2 separate regions of the Homo sapiens genome follow, and region 2 is linked to region 1. A link is a contact called in ENCODE Hi-C or POLR2A ChIA-PET data. All regions are on one chromosome and are shown on one strand. The core of a region is the stretch at or near the end of the contact, and the rest is flanking DNA. Distances in the headings are between cores, read along the strand shown. Region 1 overlaps CMTM8 (CKLF like MARVEL transmembrane domain containing 8). Region 2 holds the start of CMTM7 (CKLF like MARVEL transmembrane domain containing 7).

Region 1 (4,524 bases), core at 1,204-3,703:
AAGATTCTTAATCCCATGTGCAATGTCCTCTTTGCCATGTGAAACTCCTGTTTCCTCTCTAGTATTCATAGTCAGCCCACTTCTGTGGCCACATGTGTAGTTCTTTTTCCCCCCACACCAACCGATTCTCCACCAGCTGGATGTCCTATAAATCAATTCAATTCTGACACTAACTGGAGTTAGCACAGATCCCACAGGTTGAAGTCTCAGTCCCACCAGACTGCCCCTGCCCACTTCAAACGCCAATTGCAAGTAGTAGGTCCTGTTGACCTAAAGGAAGAAACTGAGGCAAATTAACACAGGTAGAGAATTGCTTTGGGATAAGTTGATGACTGCAGCCCGGGAAGCACTGGGAAGTCCTCTGGAGAACAAAAGAGAGGCTTCAGCTTTTAAAGAAAAAAGGATGACTCAGAGGAGGGGCGATTATAAAAATTGTTTTCAAGAATTCTCCTTGGTTTACGGAAGTAACATTGATGAGAGATTGGCTATACTTTGTTGAACTACAGGGTATGGGTTATGGTATCCAGTGTATGGCATTGTTACGTTAATTTATAGCTATTTGTGGCGTCAGTCTAGAGCCCTCATAGCAAGCAACTCGGAGATGATTACTTAGTTCAAGGGCAGAGGGGTAAGATGTGACCCCTGAAATGAAATGTCTCATTTCAATGCCTCCCTAGGCTTGATAATTTAAAGGGGGCCCGCATCCCTCAGATAAAAAGTTTCTTTTCTTTCTCAGTCCCCAGGTAATCCCACAATTTCTGTCTGACTTAGCTACAAATTGGCAGTTCCTGTGACCCCCACCTCAGGTACAATCACTTGCTAGAACAGCTCACAGAACTCAGGAAACACATTTACTGTAAAGGATATTACAAAGGATACAGATGAACAGCCAGAAGCTGAGGTACCCAGGGCAAGGCATGTGGGCAGGGGTGTGGAGCAGGAGCTGTGTCCCCATGGAGTTGGGGGTCACCACCCTCCTGGCATGTGAACATGTTCTTCCTCACCAACCTTGAAGCTCTGCAAACTCTGTCCTTTGAGGTTCTTATGGAGGCTGCATGACAGAAGCACGCTAGATTAAATCACTGGCCATTGGTGATCAATTCAATCTTCAGTCCCTCTTCCCTACCCAGAGGTTGGGATGTCGGGCTGAAGGTTCTAACCCTCTAATCACATGATTTGTGCCCCCTAGCAACCGCCCCCGATCCTGTGGTGGTTATCTAGTAGCTTTCCAGAAATCACCTTATTAACATAAACTCAGATGTGGTTGAAAGGGGCTTGTTATTAAATAACAAGACTTTTTTTCACCTTTATTGGTCCAGGGCTGTTCCAGGAACCAAGGACAAAAGACCAAATCTTATAATAAAAGATATTCCTATTGCTCTAATCACTTAGGAAATTATAAGGGTTTTAGGAGCTATAAGGCAAGAACTGTGGATGAAGACCAAAATGTATATCTTATTATATCACAGTATCACACCATGTAAGGTAACATATTCATGGGTTCTGAGGATCAGGGCATGAACATCTCTTGGAGGCCATTATTCTGCCTAGCACTGATGGAGACAGGAGGCAGCCAACTCCTGCCCCTGGTGAAACCCCACCTTAAGCCTAAAACAGCCTGAAAACTGAAAAACCAGACTGCTGGTCCCGAATGAAGCCCGCTCTTTCCCGACGGATTCTTTCTGAGTAATGTCCACCTGAGCACTGGGAGAACAGGGTGGGGCCTTGGAAATTTCATGCTATTTGCAGCAGGGGGGAGCCTAGCATTTCGTATTCCTGTGTAGTGAGCTGGGATTCAGTCAGTGAGGTGGAGAGCCTGTTAGCAGGCTCCCACCTCAGCCTCCTGTGTAGCTGGAACTACAGGCTCATGCCACTATGCCCGGCTAATTTTTTGGTATTTTTAATAGAGAAGGGGTTATGCCATGTTGCCCAGGCTGGTCTCAAACTCCTGAGCTCAAGCAAGGTGCCCACCTTGGCCTCCCAAAGTGCTGAGATTACAGGTTTGAGCCACCAGGCCTGGCCCAGCATCCAAATCTCTTGGAGAAATTGTTAAAAATGCAGACATCTGGGACCCATCCCAGAACTACTGGGTCAGAATCTCTGGGGGTTTAGTGCTCTGGAATCCGTGTTTAGCAAGTTACAGGTAACTGATACACTTTGCAAAGCACTGCTTTAAAAGACCAGGTGAAGAGGGAAGAGTGGGAGGAAGAATGACTCATTGTGCTGTTATAGAAAAAAACCATGTTCTTGTCACACGACCAGGAAAGATTAGGCTCGTGGACACATAGAAGGGTGAGGAGTGGAATTTACTGGGTGAAAATTTACTGCTTGAGCCTGGGAGGTTGAGGCTACAGTGAGCCATGATCGTACCACTGCACTCAAGCCTGGGTGACAGAGCGAGACCCTGTCTCAGAAAAAAAGATCTGGATGCCAGTACTCTCTAAGCATCATAAAGGAAGATGACTCAGTCTCAGAGAAGCTGCCGAGGCTAGTTCCTGGAGAGGGTTCTACAGGATCTATTTCTCATTTTGGAGGCTAGTACAGCTGCAGTAGCAGCTACACCCTACAAAAGTAAAGCATCATTACTTTGTTCTCCATCAACCATTGGGCCCTCTGGAGAAAGGGGAGCAGTGTGAGTTAAGAAAAGGGCAACCTTGTTATTCTGTGGTTATTATGACATGAGAGCAATGTTGGGTGTATCAGGGCTGCAGGGGCTGGTTGGGGTACCAGAGGATTTGCTGAGGAGTGCTGGAAGCTCCTGACCAGTGGCTGCTCTGCAGAAATTGAGGGAGGGTTGATGCAAGTTCCTAGTTCAAGAGCAGCCAGCCCTTCAGACACCAGGGGTGTGAAGGCAGGTCCTACTGGGGAGAGGGTGGGTAGGCAGAGTAAGCCAGAAAATTTTTTTTTTTTTTTTAAAGACAGAGTCTCACTCTGTTGCCCAGGCTAAAGTGCAGTGGCACCATCCCAGCTCACTGTGACCTCCACTTCCCGGATTCAATCAATTCTCATGCCTCAGCCTCCCAAGTAGCTAGGATTACAGGCGCATGCCACCACACCCAGCTGATTTTTGTGTTTTTGGTAAGACAGGGTTTTACTGTGTGGGCCAGGCTGGTCTCAAACTCCTGGGCAAGGGATCCACTTGTCTTGGCCTCCCAAAGTGCTTGGACTGCAGGCATGAGCCTCCACGCCAGGGCTAGAAATGTTAATATGCCTTTCTTTCTTTCCATTATTGGTAAGGAAGGAAAATTTTCTAGGGTAGGCTCAGGGTTGGGTGGCGGGGGGGGTCCAACTGAGGCCTTGTTGATGGAGATATTGATAGCCTTGTACACAGATCTTTATTTTTTTTTTGCGTTCTAGTGAACATAGGTGAAAACTTAATAAGTGGCAAAAAAATTCCCATCACAGTTGTCCCTGTTTCCCTGTTCATACTTCCTGACTTTTGAGTGCCCCAGTGAGCCTTTGGTCATTGGTTCAGTGGTGAACTAAGTGCTGTGGGGAAACAAAGGTAACTAAGCCACAGCCTCTGTTTTCTTCTTCTTCTTCTTCTTTTTTTTTTTTTCTTTTTGAGATGGAGTTTCACTCTGTCACTCAGGCTGGAGTGCAGTGGCACGATCTCAGCTCACCGCAACCTCTGCCTCCCAGGTTCAAGTGATTCTCCTGCCTCAGCCTCCCGAGTAGCTGGGATTACAGGCGCATGCCACCACACCCAGCTAATTTTTGTATTTTTATTAGAGGCGAGGTTTTACCATGTTGGCCAGGCTGGTCTCGAACTCCTCACCTCAAGTGATCCACCCACCTCGGCCTCCCAAAGTGCTGGGATTACAGGTGTGAGCTACCACGCCCAGCCCTGTTTTCAAAGACTTTGCAGTTCAAGGAAGAGATGCGGACACTGAACCACAAAACGGGGCAGGATGAACCAGTTGCTAGAATAGAGGCATCACTGGCCAGGTGCTCAGCGAAGGCACCCACAGTGGGATCCCTGGAATGTTAAAGCAAAAGAGATTCCATGGCTGAGCAAGGTTGGAAGGCCAGGTTAATCACAGTTAATGTTGTACTATGTGACTCCATGCTTTAATATGACACATTGCCAAGAGATGGCTTGAGTCCAGCTTTTCCCAGATTTGACCATGAACCTTTGCTTCATAAAATATTTCTGAGAACATGCTTTGAAAAAGGTGACTTATGGAGCAGATGGCATATTTTTTGGTGGCTTATGTAGTATTAAATACTAATTCCTAAACTATCTGGAGTTGACAACCTATATTTTATTTCTTTTAAGAAACCCAGATGCCTCTCATTCCCTCTCTTTTTAATGAATTGGATCCATTTTGAGAAACTCTTAGTACTCCTTGAAATAACTAGACATCCTCTGGAAAGTTATAAAAGAAAATTACCAAGATCTAAAATTTTACTTGATCTTTTCTGTGATTCCACCTTTTTTTTTTTTTTTTTTTTTTTTTTTGAGATGGAGTCTTGCTCTGTCGCCCAGGCTGGAGTACAGTGGCGCGATCTCGGCTCACTGCA
Region 2 (4,524 bases), core at 1,354-3,853, 78 kb after region 1:
AAAATGATACACAGTACTAACTTCATGCCTGTGGGTATAGAGCCAGAAATGTCACAGCACACCTGCATATCTATCACATTGTCACAGCAGCCCCTAGATGCAATTATTCCTGAATTACAGAGAAACAAATGGAGGTACCAGGCAGCTGTGACTGTTGTCTACAGAGAAGACACACGTGGAAGGCAATTTTTCTTGGTCATGAAAATTGTCAAATGTACATAAAGGTGAAATAAATAGTGTAATAAATCCCCAAATGTTTCAACTGCAGTGGACTCTGGCAATGACAGTGGTTCTCAAATTTGAGTGTGCATCAGAATCACCTAAGAGACTTGCCAAAACAGATATTGCATGGGTATCATCCACCAACAAGAATTATTAGGACTTTGCCACATCGAAAACTCTTCTGATGACAAGACAGCACTGGCAGGGAATAAACTCACAAAGATAGTTTTATGTTTCACTTTGCTTTGTTTTGTTCTTGAGGCAGGGTCTTGCTCTGTCACCCAGCCTGGAGTACAGTGTTGTAATCATGACTCACTGCAGCTTCAACCTCCCGGGCTCAAGCAATCCTCCCACCTCAGCCTCCTGAGTAGCTGGGACTACAGGCATGTGCCACCATGCCCAGTTAATTTTTGTATTTTTTTGTAGAGATGGGGTTTCTCCATGTTGCCCTTGCTGGTGTCAAACTTGGGCTTGTGAGCTTGATTTTGGGATTACAGACATGAGCCACCGTGCCCAGCCAGATTTTTTGATGTTATCTCCAAATGAATAAATGTAAGTATGGCCACAGGGACACTGCTCAAAAGGAACATGATAACATACCTCGTTTTGGTAGTCCCGTTTGGGCCTGTCTTCATTTTTATGTTTTTTTCCTTTTCTTTTTCTTTTTCTTTTTTTAAGAGACAGTGTCTCACTCTGTCACCCAGACAAGAGTGCGGTGGCAAGATCATAGCTCACTGCAATCTCGGACTCCTGGCCTCCAGGGATCTTCATGCCTTGACTTCCCAAAGTGCTGGGATTATAGGTGTGAGCCACCACGCCTGGCCTCTTCATTTTTAAAACAACCCAAAAGGGATACAGAATAGAATGTCACTTGGATAGCTGTTTGACAGCTTTTTCTTTTTCTTGTCTTTTTTTTTTTTTTTAATTGAGACAAGGTCTTGCTCTGTGGCCCAGGCTGGAGTGCAATGCCACTGTCATGGCTCACTGCAGCCTCAACCTCCTGGGCTCCAAGGCTCCTCCAGACTCAGCCTCCTGAACAGGCATGTGCCACTGCACCCAGCTAATTTATTTATTTATTTATTTTTATTTTTATTTTTATTTTGAGACAGAGTCTCGCTCTGTCGCCCAGGCTCGAATGCAGTGGCGCAAGCTCTGCTCACTGCAAGCTCCGCCTCCCGGGTTCACGCCATTCTCAGCATCCCGAGTAGCTGTGACTGCAGGCGCCCGCCACCACGCCCAGCTAATTTTTTGTATTTTTAGTAGAGACGGGGTTTCACCGTGTTAGCCAGAATGGTCTCGATCTCCTGACCTCGTGATCCGCCCGCCTCGGCCTCCCAAAGTGCTGGAATTACAGGCGTGAGCCACCGCGCCCGGCCCAGCTAATTTATTTTTATTTTTTGTTTTTTGTAGAAATGAGGTCTGGCCATGTTCCCCAGGCTGACAGCTTCTAACAGAAGCAAACATATGCTCCCCTTGTAACCAGTGCGTTCACTTGCAGATATTTGTCCCAGAGAAATGAGAGTTTGTATCCACCAAAAAAACGTGTACCATAATAGTGACTATAGCCAGAAAAGAGATGAGGGAGGGGGGAAAGGCCGGAAGGAGGGAAGGAGGCAGGCAAGCAGGTAGGAAGGAAGCAAGCTTGGTGTCCATCAACTGGGTAAACGTTTAAAAAATACGGTATCTTTGCACAGTGGAGTACTACTCAGCAATAAAAAGGAAGGAACTGATATGAACTACTTATATTCCCAACAGGATGGATCTTCTAATTTGTTATGTTGAAGGAGAATATTCTGTATTACTTCAAGTTTATGAAGTCCAAGAACAGGCAAAATGAACCTACAGTGACAGAAAGCAGAATACACTGTAGTGGTTGCCTGAGGCTGGATAAGGATGGGGCCAGGGAAGGAAGGTAGGTCAGGAAGGCCCACCACGGAACTTTCTGGGGTGATGGGCACGTTCTATTTGTTGATCTGGGCGACGGTTACACAGGTGTACACATATATAAAAATTAGTGGAGCTGAACACGTAAGGTCTGGGCATCACACTTTATGTAAGTTAAACTTCAGTAAAGTGCTCTCAGCACACATCCGCAGCCGCACCCACACAAAATCCCAGGAGGCTCAGTACCAGCTGTGGTCCGGGCCTTGCCCACCTCGGAGAGGCCACGACCCAAGGCATCCGGTTTCCTCTCGCTCCAGTCTAACTTCCGCGCATCTACGAGGGCCGGGACTGCCGCTACCTTTCTGGAAGGCGCCGGCCGGCCAGTCACCGGAGGGATCCCGCCAGAGGCGGCTCCGCGTCTCCAGCAGCGGGGCAGGGACCCGGGCGCCCCGCCCTCGCCAGCGCCCGCCCCCGCCCGCCCCCGGCCCGCCCTCTGTATCTGGCCCCTGGGCAGCTGCCCGGGGAGGCGGCCAGCGAGCTGGGGCCGCGCAATGTCGCACGGAGCCGGGCTCGTCCGCACCACGTGCAGCAGCGGCAGCGCGCTCGGACCCGGGGCCGGCGCGGCCCAGCCCAGCGCGAGCCCCTTGGAGGGGCTGCTGGACCTCAGCTACCCCCGCACCCACGCGGCCCTGCTGAAAGTGGCGCAAATGGTAAGTGAGCGCGGGGCGCGAGGCCGAGGTTCTACAGGGCGTCCCGGGAAAGCAGGGGTCCGGGAGCGGACGCGCCGGGCGTCTGGACCCGGCCGGAGCCCAGGGAGCATCGCGCAGCGGGCGGGGCACCGCGTCGCTAAAGTTCGCGGCAGGCTTCCTCCGGGAAAGTTGCTGCCGCAGCCCCCGCGCTGGAGCTCAGTCCCCAGAGCCGCCCCGGCCCTTGCTCCCGCGGACCCAGGTCGCCAGGGTCGCAAGTTTCTCCGGCCACCCCCCTGCGAAGCCTGACCCGCCTACTGACTGAAACCACGGGCAAAGTTCCTTTTCGTCTTTCTTCCTCTTCTCTGGGCCGCGCCGCTTCGAACCCGAGCCGGGGGTGGAAGAGTCGCCCAGGCGGCGGCGCTGAGGGAGCGAAACCCGACCTCTTCCCCGTCCACGGCCTCCTCTTTCCTCCGAACCCAGCGCGGCAGGGCTTCCCTGCTCTGTGTGCAGTTTCGCTCGAAGGAGGAGGTCAGAGGGTCTTGTGTTCCATAGTGGGGAAAAAGAACTGGGACCGTTGAGACGGCCGTCCTGGTCCCCTGCGCCCTCAAGTTCCGAGGGAGGGCCCGGGTCTCAGGGGGCTCTGGAGGGCAGGGGGTCAGTTGGGAAAGGCCTGTTGTCAGGGGCTGGTACTCATGTAGGGGAGCCAGACTGTTGAATGGGAGTCACCCGTGGAGCCAGGCAGGATGAGTGTCTGGGCTTGGATTGTGACCAACTCAGCACAAGGGCCTCCTACCAGGGCAGACGTTGCCTGGCCGATTCTCTTGTTCCCCACTCTTTTCTTTTCTCCCCTCCCGTTTTTTTCTTCTTTAAAAGTTTGTAATCTGAAACAACTTTTCCGTTTGTATGATGTGTTTTGAAACTGGGTTGGGCTGTTTGTGAGTCTCCACCATTGTAATGTTTGCACCAAGAACGGTGGGGAGGGGAGCGGTAAGTTTCAAAAAGAGGTGTGGGGAAAGGAGTGTGGGGCTGGACAAGGTCACACACCCAGAAGCTGGGGCCTGCTAAGGTGGCCTGGCCCCAGGGGGTTGGGCACAGGACGTCTGTGCATCTATAGCACTGCCATTCCAGACACTGAGTGTGCATGAGGTGGCCCTCATGTCTTGCTTGGGCCAGACCTAAAGAGAAGGGGCGCTGAGTTCCTGCCTCCCTAAGAACGGTGTCTAGATAGACCAAAAACTAGGAAGAGCCATTTCAGCAACGTACAAAAAAATCTGGTGCTGAGCATTGTTGGGTTTGAGCAGGGCATTTTTTGGCCCAGGCTAAGAGATTTGATCAGCCAAATAGAAGAGACCAGCCCATCTCACCATCCTTAAAAGATGGGCTGGGGTGAGACATATCCTACCTGAGCATTGGAAGGGATGAGTTTGGTAGACAGAGAATGGGATCAGAAGCCTCCATCTTGGCCCCTGAGTTTGCTGGACAAAGATATTGTGGGATGAAAAGTCTTCTTGTTGGTCTATGAGTTTGGTACACAAACATAATGGAGATGAAACCTCGGCAACATAGCGAGACCCCATCTCTACAAAAAAAATTTTAAAACCTTGTGTGGTTGGCATGGGCCTCTAGTCCCAGTTACTTGGGAGGCTGAGGTGAGAGGATTGATTGAACTGAGAAGGTCAGTGAACTGTGCCACTGCACTAGTCTGCGTGACGGAGGGAGGCCTGTCTCA

What was found. Hi-C counts contacts between places; a loop is a spot of excess contacts on that map. ChIA-PET counts read pairs that join two places held with the same protein, here RNA polymerase II (POLR2A). Pooled maps may share reads with other maps.
Region 2: a loop to region 1 is called in a pooled map, with 2.2 times the contacts of the local background. The contact joins the promoter of CMTM7 here to the enhancer-like site in region 1. A Hi-C loop is called at or near these places in 2 of 168 maps with a recorded cell type or tissue (CD4-positive, alpha-beta T cell and colonic mucosa) and 3 of 50 pooled maps. POLR2A ChIA-PET finds 5 or more read pairs at or near these places in 10 of 52 experiments (AG04450, B cell, CD4-positive, alpha-beta T cell and 5 more).

The regions. Positions count from the first base shown.
Region 1 is chr3:32,311,583-32,316,106 of GRCh38, forward strand. The region is part of intron 1 of CMTM8 (CKLF like MARVEL transmembrane domain containing 8); the gene reads left to right. Among named protein-coding and RNA genes, the nearest start is that of CMTM8, 75 kb to the left of the region's middle. Within about 2 kb of position 2,454, at least 5 of the 41 ENCODE cell types and tissues checked have a DNase peak (open chromatin) inside an H3K27ac peak, as active enhancers do.
Region 2 is chr3:32,389,250-32,393,773 of GRCh38, forward strand. CMTM7 (CKLF like MARVEL transmembrane domain containing 7) reads left to right here and starts at 2,604. Exons shown (of 5, transcript NM_138410.4): 1 at 2,604-2,816. The coding sequence starts at 2,658.